Linked DNA regions of Homo sapiens: all the other regions are linked to region 2. A link is a contact called in ENCODE Hi-C or POLR2A ChIA-PET data. All regions are on one chromosome and are shown on one strand. Each heading gives the region's core, a stretch centred on a gene start or an enhancer-like site at or near the end of the contact. The rest is flanking DNA. Distances are from core to core; before and after follow the strand shown. Region 1 holds the start of ARRB1 (arrestin beta 1). Region 2 overlaps GDPD5 (glycerophosphodiester phosphodiesterase domain containing 5). Region 3 holds the start of RPS3 (ribosomal protein S3).

Region 1 (3,567 bases), core at 404-2,903, 120 kb before region 2:
TTCCTCTGCTAGAAAACAGGAAGAGGAAAATTAACCTCCTGGAAGAGCTGTCAGGAGGATGGCTGGAAAGTAGTTTCTAAACATTAAGAGCCTGAGTTGCCTCTGAGCCTGTTTCCTCCTCTAGAAAATGGAAATAATCTCTGCAAGCCCTTTCTCACACTGTGGAGAGAGAGTCTTAGATGGCAGTGGGTGAGAAATAGCTTTGTCAGTGGCCCTGAAAGGTGGTGCCCACCGGGGTGGTGTCTCTCTAGTCTGTTAGCTCCTTCAGGGGAGGAGTGGGCCTTGCGCATCTTTGATCCCCCACACTACGCCTAGTATACAGCAAGAGCTTAATAATAAATGGAAACGAGGAGAGGGGAGGGGAGGAAAGGAAGGAGGCAGAAGTCGGACACAAGAATAGAAGAGAAAGACAGAAAACAATGAGAAAGAGGGGGAGCCCAGGGAGAGGCTGCTGTGCCCACTTAGGGGGTGGGGAGGGCAACGGGGAAAATAGGGTGGCAACGCTGAGCCCCTGACCAGCGCTGGTCCTGTCTGAAGGGCTGCCCCCAGGGGCTGTCCTGCTCCAGCCCCCTCCTCCTTTTGTCCCAGTTTCCCCTTTCAGAGGCAGAGACTGTTTCTGAGTATTTCAGGACAGGTTCTAGGAGAACGGGAGGGGTTCTCCCAGCCCTAGGTTCAAAACAGCCCCTGGCCAGCCACTCCTCAGGAGGTCAGAGGGAAAGGGAACAGAGTAGATGGATGGGATCTATTTGGATGAAATGCGATCTGTTTTCCCCAGGCTGGGGGTGGCGGGGGGCGCTCTACCCTGTGTGATGTGTGTGTTTCCACTTCTGGCCATGTGGGGCCTGAAGCGTGTGTGTCAGCGGGCCTTGGGCTAGCAGCTCGTGCCTGTGGGGTGCCAGTCTTTGAGGGCATCAGTCTGATTGTGTCTGTGGGGGTCAGTGTTGGTGTGGCCTTGCGCTCCGCTGTGTTGGTGAGACATGCCAGCACAAGTGTGTGTGCCAGTGAGGGTGATGTGTGTGCCAGCAAGAGTGTTTGCTACAGCGAGTGCAGGTGACAGTGTGCGTATCAGTGTATGCCCACACGTGTGTGCCAGCACGAGGGTGTGCTAGAATTGGTGTGTGTTGGATTGTGAGCTGTGCATGCCAACAAGGCTGTCAGCAAGAATGTGTTGACCGAGGCGTGTATGACGGCGTGCCACTGCGTGTGATGAGCGTGTGCTAGCGGTTGCCAGTGTGTGCGCCAGCATGCCTGTGCCACGGGTTAGTGTGCCCGTGCGTGTATTGTGTGTCAACCTGCCCCCGTGCGTCTCTGCGGCTGCCGGCCAATGCTGGGTGTCAGCGAGCTGTGTGTCCGGGCCAGGAGCTGCGGCCCACATGGGGCGGCCCGGCCCTCGCCCTTTGGGTCCCCCCGCCCACGGCCCTGCCGGGGAGACCACACAGGAGACCTCGGGTGGAGGAGAGCTGGTACTAGATCCCGCGGTGGCCGCGAACGCAGAACCAGGACGCAATCGGAGCCCCCGCCCGTGTCCTCGCCGAGGTCGCCCCCACGCGCCCCCCGCCGGGCGGCCGCCCTGCACTCACCGGGTCCCTTTGTCGCCCATGGTCCGCGACGGTCGCAGGGAGGTCCGCGGCGTCAGCGCCCAGGCTGGAAAATCCCCAGCCAGCAGGAGGAGCGCGGGCCAGCCCGCTCCCGGCTCCCTGCTCCGCCTCCTCCGCTCTCCCGGCCGCCGCCGCCGCCCCCGCCCCCGGTCCCCGCCCGCCGCCCGCCGCGTCGAGCAGCGCAGCGCCCGGGCCGCGGCCAGGGGCGTGGAACCGCGCGGGGTGTGTGCGTGTGTGTATGTGTGTGTGTGTGCGCGTCTGCGTGTGCGCGCGCCGCCCAGCGAGGCAGGGCAGCGCGGCGGGACGCGTCAGGGCCCCAAGGTCGGCGTTTGTGGTGGGGGAGGGGGTCCACCCGCGTGCGAGTCCGTGTGAGAGTGTGTGTGTGTGTGTGTGGTGGTGGTGGTGGTGGTGTGGTGTATGTGAGGGCGCACGGCTGTGTGCGGGCCCTATTAGGGAGTGTATTGGTGTGGATGGAGGAGTGTGCACGTCTTTGTGCAGTTGTGCGTGTGTGCGCACGGCCGTGGGTGCGAGCGCGCTCTCCCGCGCATGCCGGGGCAGCCTTTGTGTGTGCGGGTGGTTGGAAGCCGAGGGTCTGGCGACCCCGAGGCCGCGCTCCCTGCGGCCCCTCGCTTAGCTGGAGACCCCGGGATGCCTGGCAAGGCCTTCGCCCTGTGCTCCACCCTTCCCCATTCCACCCACCCCACCCCCTTCTACTGGAGAGATAACACCCAGCCACACAACAGGGACAGGAAGAAGGGGCGGAGGGGGCAGTAGACGGCCTTGACACTGGGGAACTGAGCGGAGACCCGCGGCCAGCAGGGGCTGCAGGAGGCCGCCCAGGAAGAGGAAGCTGTGAGAAGTGAGAAGAGGCGATAAAGGAAGAGGGCAGAGCTGGCCCGCTGCTGTGACCGGGTAGCACCGTGGAAAGCGCCCATGCCCAGCTCCATGGCTCGCTGTGGGTGACCCTGTGCACTAAGCTTCTGAGAACCCATGTCCGGACCTGTAAAGTGAGGATACACTAATATCAGCCTGCAGAATTGTTAATAGGTTGAAAGAACTCGCTTGTGTTTGCTGGCCTCCCCTGAGCGCCTGCATACAGTAGGTGCCCAGTAGATGTTAGCCCACTTCTCTGCAGGCTTCTTGATGTCCTGTGAAATCTTGGCTGGGACCCTGCTTTGTCTGAGGTGCCTTCCTGCTTTGCAGGTAGTGGGAAACGGTAAGGTCTTTACCACACCCTCACTACTGAGATTTGGCTAATTATCCCGGATAGGTCCCTGATATCTAAGTATTAAGGGGAAAGTAAGCTATCATTTACTCTGATGCTGTTGTGAGTATGTAAACATCTCCTGTAATTATGCTCAGAAGCAGTTACCTATACTGTTTATATGCAGTATAATTACTATAATTATGTCCAGATTTGGCAGAGGGGCAGGGGGAGGCTGATGGGTAGGCAGGGTGGCCCACCTCTGGGCAATGTTAGGAGCTAGAGAGTATGGATGAAAGCCCAGAACCCTCCTCCCAGTCTTGGCCTCTGGGTTTCACCCTCTACAGAGGAAGAAGAGGAAGCCACCTGTTGTTTCTGCAGGGCTCAGAGATCTGGAAAGGAGCAGACTAGAATCTTCTTTGATGACAGGAGATCCCTAACCAGGATGGTGAAGCCAGGTCCTGCCACTCTCCACATCAGTTTCCCCACCTGTAAAACAGGTTTGACCAAACCATAAGATCTCCAATGGATCTCTCCATGCTGATGCCCAAAACATCTAAATATATTTATTTATTTTATTTATTTTTGAGACGAAGTCTTGCTCTGCCACCCAGGCTGGAGTACAATGGAATGATCTTGGCTCACTGCAACCTCTGCCTCCTGGGTTCAAGAAATTCTGCCACCTCAGCCTCCCCAGTAGCTGGAATTACAGCCACTGCCATCATGCCCAGCTAATTTTTGTATTTTTGTAGAGATAGGGATTCA
Region 2 (3,842 bases), core at 675-3,174:
TCCTTTCAGTTCCTGAACACAAGACACTCTCTTGTGCACACAGTTCCCCCTACCCTGAACACTTCCCTGGTCTGTGGAGATGGGGCCGATACTCCCAGAGGCCAGCTCGGGCAAGCCTTCCCTGCCCCCAGGGTTTCCCCAGGCCTCCAAAATGATCGACCTGGGTGGTCCAGGTGTGTCTGATCTTGTCTGTTCCCCCACAAGCCTGGGGGCCGGCCCTTCAAGGGAGGGGAAAACCAGGTCTGATATACTTATGACCCCAGAGCAGGTAGCAGGACAGGTTTGTTGATTGAATAAGTAATCAGGGCACCCCAGACAAGACTGTTTGGTGTGGAACAGATGAGAAGGCACAGGCCTGGGGGTGTGAGTGGGGTCAGTGCAGGCTGTGCCCTCAGCCCCTTGGCCTGAATAACTCCCTTGCTCTTCCTGGAGGAAATCAATTAAGATTATAGCAGCCTTCAAAAGGTAAATGTACTACAGAAGTGCAAGAATCGGCTATGGTAGTCTGTCTCTTTCAATGTCTCTGGCTGGGAAGTTCCTCCAGGCATCTGACCTATATCCCTCTCTATAGAGAAGCTGGTTTTGACACTGCCTTTTGCAGACACAGTCTTCAGGGGACCCTGTGGGGATGGCCTGAGAACAGTCTTCTGTCCTACCAAGTCCTTAATTGGCAGTATTAGAGTAATGAGTCACAGACAACAACCAATTAATTATCCCCAGTTATAAAAAGCTCTACTTCCCCTTCCTGGCTGTTGAGTGAGCCTGGCCTCCTGCTGCCAGGCTCCTCCACTCCTCAGAACTGGGGGCAAGAGAAGAGGCCATTTCACCTCTCTGGTCCTTGGTTTCCTGCTTCTTTATTTGTTAAGCGTGTATCCTGGGGGACTGGGGGGCAAAGGCTTGGAAGAGGTGGGAATGTGTCAGGCTGGGGGGCAGGAAGGAGGGAGACCAGCGTGGATGGAGAGGAAGGGGCCCTTCCCAGGCTCTCTCCACGCACCCTCTCCACTCCCAGGATCCACTTCAGGGCCCAGGGCTGGATCATAACCAGGGAAACACTGAGGATTCCAAGCCTGGCATTCAAGGCCACTCCCCATCTTGTCCCAAATGCTCCTGGTCCAGTGCTCTTTCTCCTCCATCAGGCAACTTCCCAAGTCCCCTTGCCTTTCTTCTTCCAGCAAACTCTCACTTAAACCCACATCTTCAACACACGCTATCTTCCCTAGTCTCCAGCAGTTTAGGCTGCAAATCTATCATCAGCCTGTGTGACTGATTTCTCCATCTGTAAAATGGGCACACAATTAAACATGGCCCATGGAGATGTTACAACAATGACTAGGGCAATGCATGTAAACTGTTTGCTCCCTGCATACAGTAGGTACTCAATAAATGTTAACAGATACTATTACTTTCATACTTCATTTTCCAGCCTGAGAATGAGAATAAAATGCCTCGTGACTCTCCCACCTTTCAGCCCATTTCACAGATGAGACTCAGGGAGATCGGGTTTCACAGGAGTTGAACCCAGGCTTCTCTGAGTTGGGAGATACAGGGGGAGAATCCCCCCTGGGGCGGGGGTGGTGAGAATAAGGAGACAAACCAGGCTCACTGGAAGAGCCGTCTCCACCACCCCTCAACTCAGGCAGCTCTCCTCTCCCTACCAGCCCCCGCAGAGCTTACGCAAGACCTCTATTTGTTCAGCGAAATTTCTGGAGCCCCTACCCTGCACCAGCCCTGTCTTTGAGACACTAGGTCGCTATTCCTTCGTTGTGAGAGTCCAGCCCCACCGCTGCCCTCACCCAGCTGCCTCAGGAAGGAATAGAGAGAGAAAAGAGAAATGGGGAGAGAGAGAAAGGATGAGGGGCAGAGGCTGGGAACCAGGAAGTAGGAGGAGACAGGGGGCGGAGCGAAGTGAGCGACTGCAGGGAGAAAGGGGCGGGGGAGCAGAGGATGCTCATCTTCAGCTGTGAGTTTGGGGTCACCTGAGGTGAGCTCAGCCCTTTCTGCAGAGGCGCTGCCACCCAGAGCTGCTGTAAAGCCCTATACCCTCTCCTAGCCTAGCTCATGGCCCCCTGCTGCCCCTCCAGCCTTGGCCCCAGACCCCTGCCTCAGATTGGTGACCCAGACCCTAGCCTTGCAGGGCACATTCTGTTCTGGTTCTCAGTCAGCTCAAAACCAGCCTCAGCCCACTTCCTCCACTCTGGGCCCTGTGCTGGCTGCAGCCAAGATCATCACTTCCTGACTCCATGCCTATGACTGGCTGGCCTTGGGCCCACCAAGGAGATGAGACTTCTGGGAGATACGCCTTCCCCAGCATCTGCCCTGATGGCCAAGGGGCTTCCTGCCTGGGAGCTCAGCCATCCTTCTTCTCACCTTAGCCTCAGCTGTCTCCCCACCCCATTCACACCAGTGGCTGCTGGACCTCCATTGCCCAGGTCCAGATCCAGAACAAAGTGTGGAGCACGGTAGAGTGGTCACGGGATTCTGAAGCCAAGATCACAACCTATCTCCCATTTCAGAGATGGAGAGGCTGAGGCTTGGGCATCTGGAAGGACCTGTCTCAATGGCTAGTCATAGCTGGCACTGTGCCAGTCACGTTACAGCCCTCATCACATGTCATGGCCCAGCGGCAACTTGAGAGGGGTGTGTCTCCCCTCCAGTTCACCGTTGAGGGAGCTCACAGGCAACTAGATTCAAGTAGAGGATGCACCACCAAAACCTGAATCCATCTGACTCCAGAGCCCACGGTCTGTACCCCTCCACATAAGAGGGAAAGCTGTGACATATGGTATCTCAGAGGGCTTCCCAGCAGGGGCCTGGAGTGGAGAGACCGGGGCTCTAGTATTGGCGTTGCCAGGGGCCTGCCCTGTGGCCTTGGGCAGGCCCTTCCCTCTCCTTTGCCTCAGTTTGGCCACTTGGCTCCTCTGTGGCCGGGAGTGGGGAGATGGCAATGAATCAGGCCTGGTGCCCACCCTGGCAGTTCCTGCTTTTCACTATTTGGAGGTGACGAACCCAGGCTCCTCAGTCTAGGGCTCTATCCGTCATCAGCACAGGCAGAGGAGGGCAGACAGGTGGATAAGCTTCCCCGACCTCCCCAGACAGACAGCCAGGCCTACTGGGCCTCTGACATCAGCGGCAGCCACCGCTCCCCATCCCCCACCCCGGCCCACACCCTGCCACCCCCTGGCCACTCCAGCCTCTTCTGGGGCTGGCTGAATTTAGAGGCTGGCTTCTTTGTTCAGACAAGCAGGAAGGAGGAGGAAAGTTGTTCTCCAGACAGTAAAGCTTTTAGATAAACACCACACAGGAATTGGGTTCCTTCAGAGAAGAAACTAGATCCACTGGCTGACAGCGCCCCAGGGACAGGAGTGCAGCTTAGGTCTGGCCTGGGAAGCCCAGCACTGAAGGAGGCTTTCTTTATCCGGCTGTGCACCTGCTGCCAGCTCTGGCAAGCCTGTGGCTCAGGTGACTGAGCCCCGGTGCCAGACCGTGGCCCTGCCAGCTCCCAGGCTCCAGGATGGCCAGGCCCATCTCCTCACCCTCTCCTCCAGCACCTGCCTGTTTGCCTGCCTGCCTGCCTGTCAAGATCTGCCAGGAAGCTGAGAACTTCTGCTCACCTTGGGGTGACCCTTCCCTTCTAGAGGAGCCCAACCTCAACAATGTCAGAGGAGAGTTAACAACTTGTCAACAGGACAAACTCCTTCCATGCCCTCCTGGTCAGTAGATTCAGGAATTACTATAAGCCCATTTTACAGAGGGAGAAACTGAAACCCAGAAAGGCCATTGGCCTGTCCAGAGCGAGTCAGCAGAGACAGAGCTAAGACCCCTCCCCCAGCCCCTCAGGCTTG
Region 3 (3,900 bases), core at 714-3,213, 76 kb before region 2:
TAGGAGTTCAAGACAAGCCTGGCCAACATAGTGAAACCCTATCTCTACTAAAAATATGAAAATTAGCTGGACATGGCGGTGCTTGCCTGTAGTCCCAGCTACTCAGGAGGCTGAGGCAGGAGAATCGCTTGAACCCGGGAGGTGGAGGTTACGGTGAGCGGCGATCGCACCACTGCACTCCAGCTTAGGCAACAGAGTAAGACTTCGTCTCAAAAATAAATAAATAAATAAAATAAAACTGTTATTGAAGTGTTTAGGGGTAAAGTTTACCAATGTCTGCAACTTACTTTGAAATGCCTCAAAAGATGTATTGGTGGGTGGCTACAGGGATGAGTAGATCCACGATAAAGCAACAGCAAAATATTAATTGTAGCATCATTCTCAATTCCCCCTCAGCTTGGTGATGCATACACGTACAGTTTTTTCAACTGTTCTGTAAGCTTCATTAAAAAATGAAGGGACATTTTTAATTTTTTATTTTTTTTAGACTGAGTCTCACTCTGTTGCCCGGGCTGAGTGCAGTGGCACAATCACGGCTCACTGCAGCCTAGACCTCCTGTACTCAAGCAATCCTCTCACATCTCCCTCCAGAGTAGCTGGGACTACAGGCACACACCACCACACCTGGATAATTTTCTTTTTTCACTTTTCATAGAGATGAGGGTGTCTCATTCTGTTGCCCAGACTGGTCTCAAACTTCTGGCCTCAAGCTATCCACTTGCCTTGGCCTCCCAAAGTGCTAAGATTACAGGCCTGAGCCACTGCACCTGGCTAGAATTTTTTTTAATTGAAAAAGAAGGCCAGGCACGGTGGCTCATGCCTGTAATCCCAGCACTCTGGGAGGCTAAGGCAGGTGGATCACTTGAGGTCAGGAGTTCAAGACCAGCCTGGCCAACATAGTGAAACTTCATCTCTACTAAAAATACAAAAATTAGCTGGGTGTGGTGGTGTGCACCTGTAATCCCAGCTACTCAGGAGGCCAAGGCAGAAGAATCACTTGAACCTGGGAAGTGGAGGTTGCAGGGAGCTGAGATCGTACTACTGCACTCCAGCTTGGGCAACCGGAGAGAAAAGAAAGAAAGGAGAGAAAGAGAGAGAGAAAGAGAGAGGAAGGAAGGAAGGAAGGAAGGAAGGGCGGGCCCATGGGACCTTCTGGGACTTCTGTTACAAATTGTAATGGACTTGATGAAAGTAAGGTGGGGTAAATGAGAACAACATAAAGGACACAGAACGCAGTCCCTAGGACACTTAGTAAGTATCAGGTTTTATTATTATCATTTGGAATGGAGGAAATGGGTACAGACTGGGGGACATGAGTTGTTTTGTTTGTTTGTTTGTTTGTTTGTTTGAGACAGAGTCTCACTCTGTGGTCCAGGCTAGAGTGCAGTGGTAGGATCTTGGCCCACTGCAACCTCCATCTCCCAGGTCCAAGCAATCCTCCCACCTCAGCCTCCCGAGTAGCTGGGATTACAGGTGCCCGACACCACTCCCAGCTAATTTTTCTATTTTTAGTAGAGACGGGGTTTCACCATGTTCGCCAGGCTAATCTCGAACTCCTGACCTCAAGTAATCCGCCCGCCTTGGCCTCCCAAAGAGGAGTCTTAAATGAGTTTCACTGAGGGATTTCAGCAGATTTTCATTACAGTGTCCACCCTGAAAGTGTAGGGGCCAGAGTTCCACGCTGGTTAATCTCTCTTGCTGTGTGAACTTATACCTGTAATTTCCACCTCTGCACCTCACATTGCTTGTTTTGAAACTATGAGAATTGAACTCTAAGGTCCCCTGAAGTTTAGAAGTCCTGCTGGATGAAGCCCCTTTCCTGTTCCTGCCTACATTCTTCTTTCCCTGGACGCCTTACTTACGTAAAAACTACATTTCCCATGAGCACCCACAGGCGTGCACGCAGCGCAGCCCTCCGTCGTCGCTCGCGCCCTTTATACTCACTTCCGCCCGCGAGCCACTTCCTTTCCTTTCAGCGGAGCGCGGCGGCAAGATGGCAGTGCAAATATCCAAGAAGAGGAAGGTGAGCCTCTGGGGACTGGGTTCGGAGAACGACGGCGCCGCGCGGGTCGAGGGCTTCTCGGGGTGCCACCGCGAGGCCTGCAGCTCCGTGGCCTGCCCTGGAAGCGGCCTAGGCTTCCTGGCGTTCCTGCGGGCCGCGGATGGCGGTGGATTGAGTGAGAGGCCCCAGCCAGGAGGGCGCTGTGTGGCCGGGTTCCAAGTGAAGCGCAGAGAGATGGGCACCAGGCGCCCCTTCTGTCCCGGAGAAGGCGTTTGTGAGCATTTGTCGGTCAACGGAATTAGTAAACGTGGTATTTTGAGGGCGTGTGTCATTTCCCTCATGTCTTATCCCGTGGTTTTGGGAAGAGAAGGCAGCAGTGTATTCTTGCCTTAACTGGTCGTTTCTGGGTACAGTCCGCTGGCCCCAGGACCTCAACTTGAAGGGTTGCTGACGGTTGCTTGCTCCGTCTGGGGACCCCGGGAGGAAGCTGCCTCGGATTTAACGCCTTGTCATTACATGGGATAGAACTGTGTAAAAATCATTAGCTTTAAAAATAGACAGTTTGTCATTTCGTATATACACTTCGATGTCAAAATTAAATCCACAACTTCTCGAGAGTTAGGATTTGCCAGCTCTGTTGGTACCGTAAAGCCAAATAACATGGCTGGGATTCTTTAGACGGTGCAGGTTGTGTCTACAAGTGAGAGAGCTTATATGTTAAGTCTACTATCTATTCCTTAACAGTGACAAGTACAGTGTCTTTGCTGTGCTGAATGAAGTGTAAATAGGCCATTAGAGCAGTTTCTTGTTTTGCATGTGGAACTGTTTTAAACCCTTCGATGAAGAGATGATGACGAGTCTGACTTGGGGATGTTCTCTTTGCCCAGGTGGCCTACTCTGTGCTGCGTTCTGTGGCACAGTTTAAAGAGCCCTGGTTGAAGTAATTTCCTAAAGATGACTTAGAGGCATTTGTCTGAGAAGGGTTGCTGCACTCCTGTTGGAACAAGGGTTTGGAACCATTGGTTGGAGGTATTTAGTTTTGGTGAGGGATGCATTGACTAATAAGACTAGACTGGCTCAGGCGAAAGTGAGCCTACACCGATCTCCTAATTTTGAACTTTGCTTTGTTTGGATTAGTTTGTCGCTGATGGCATCTTCAAAGCTGAACTGAATGAGTTTCTTACTCGGGAGCTGGCTGAAGATGGCTACTCTGGAGTTGAGGTGCGAGTTACACCAACCAGGACAGAAATCATTATCTTAGCCACCAGGTAAAACTCATTTGACTGGCCATCACCTATAATTGTTATAAATGCTAAGTTGGTTTATTTATTTATTTATTTTTTTGAGACGGAGTCTTGCTCTGTCCCCAAAGCTGGAGTGCAGTGGCGCGATCTCGGCTCACTGCAAGCTCCGCCTCCCGGGTTCACGCCATTCTCCTGCGTCAGCCTCCCGAGTAGCTGGGACTATAGGCGCCCGCCACCATACCTTGCTAATTTTTTGTGTTTTTAGTAGAGTTGGGGTTTCACCGTGTTAGCCAGGACGGTCTGGATCTCCTGACCTCGTGATCCGCCTGCCTCAGCCTCCCAAAGTGCTGGGATTACAGGCGTGAGCCACCGCGCCCGGCAGGTTTATCCTTTATGAACTTAAGGGGACAGACGGAACAGTGAATCTGGGCTTAGTGAATGTAATTGCTTCTTAAAAGCTAGATTTTAAGGCCAGGCGTAGGATCACTTAAGCTCAGGAATTCAAGATCAGCCGGGGCAACATGGGGAAACCCCCGCTCTACAAAAAATAAAAAAGGGTGTGGTGGTGCATGCATGTGGTCCCACCTATTCCAGAGGCTGAAGCAGGCGATGGCTTGAGCTCAAGAGGTTCAGGCTGCAGTGAGCCATTGGTGT

What was found. A loop is a pair of places that touch in the nucleus more often than their neighbours do. ChIA-PET counts read pairs that join two places held with the same protein, here RNA polymerase II (POLR2A). Pooled maps may share reads with other maps.
Region 1: a pooled map shows a loop between it and region 2 (2.3-fold over the local background). The contact joins the promoter of ARRB1 here to the enhancer-like site in region 2. A Hi-C loop is called at or near these places in 2 of 50 pooled maps.
Region 3: a pooled map shows a loop between it and region 2 (2.9-fold over the local background). The contact joins the promoter of RPS3 here to the enhancer-like site in region 2. A Hi-C loop is called at or near these places in 3 of 50 pooled maps. POLR2A ChIA-PET finds 5 or more read pairs at or near these places in 7 of 52 experiments (H1, K562, activated CD4-positive, alpha-beta T cell and 3 more).

What each region holds. Positions count from the first base shown.
Region 1 is chr11:75,350,008-75,353,574 of GRCh38, forward strand. ARRB1 (arrestin beta 1) reads right to left here and starts at 1,654. Exons shown (of 16, transcript NM_004041.5): 1 at 1,581-1,654. The coding sequence starts at 1,600. RefSeq lists enhancers at 795-844, 1,907-2,862 and a silencer at 1,395-1,674.
Region 2 is chr11:75,473,732-75,477,573 of GRCh38, forward strand. All of the region lies in intron 3 of GDPD5 (glycerophosphodiester phosphodiesterase domain containing 5), which reads right to left. Among named protein-coding and RNA genes, the nearest start is that of KLHL35, 42 kb to the left of the region's middle. Within about 2 kb of position 1,925, at least 24 of the 41 ENCODE cell types and tissues checked have a DNase peak (open chromatin) inside an H3K27ac peak, as active enhancers do.
Region 3 is chr11:75,397,555-75,401,454 of GRCh38, forward strand. RPS3 (ribosomal protein S3) reads left to right here and starts at 1,964. Exons shown (of 7, transcript NM_001005.5): 1 at 1,964-2,023; 2 at 3,140-3,270. The coding sequence starts at 1,994. SNORD15A (small nucleolar RNA, C/D box 15A) reads left to right here and starts at 2,837; the gene lies at 2,837-2,984. RefSeq lists enhancers at 1,941-2,300, 2,527-3,390.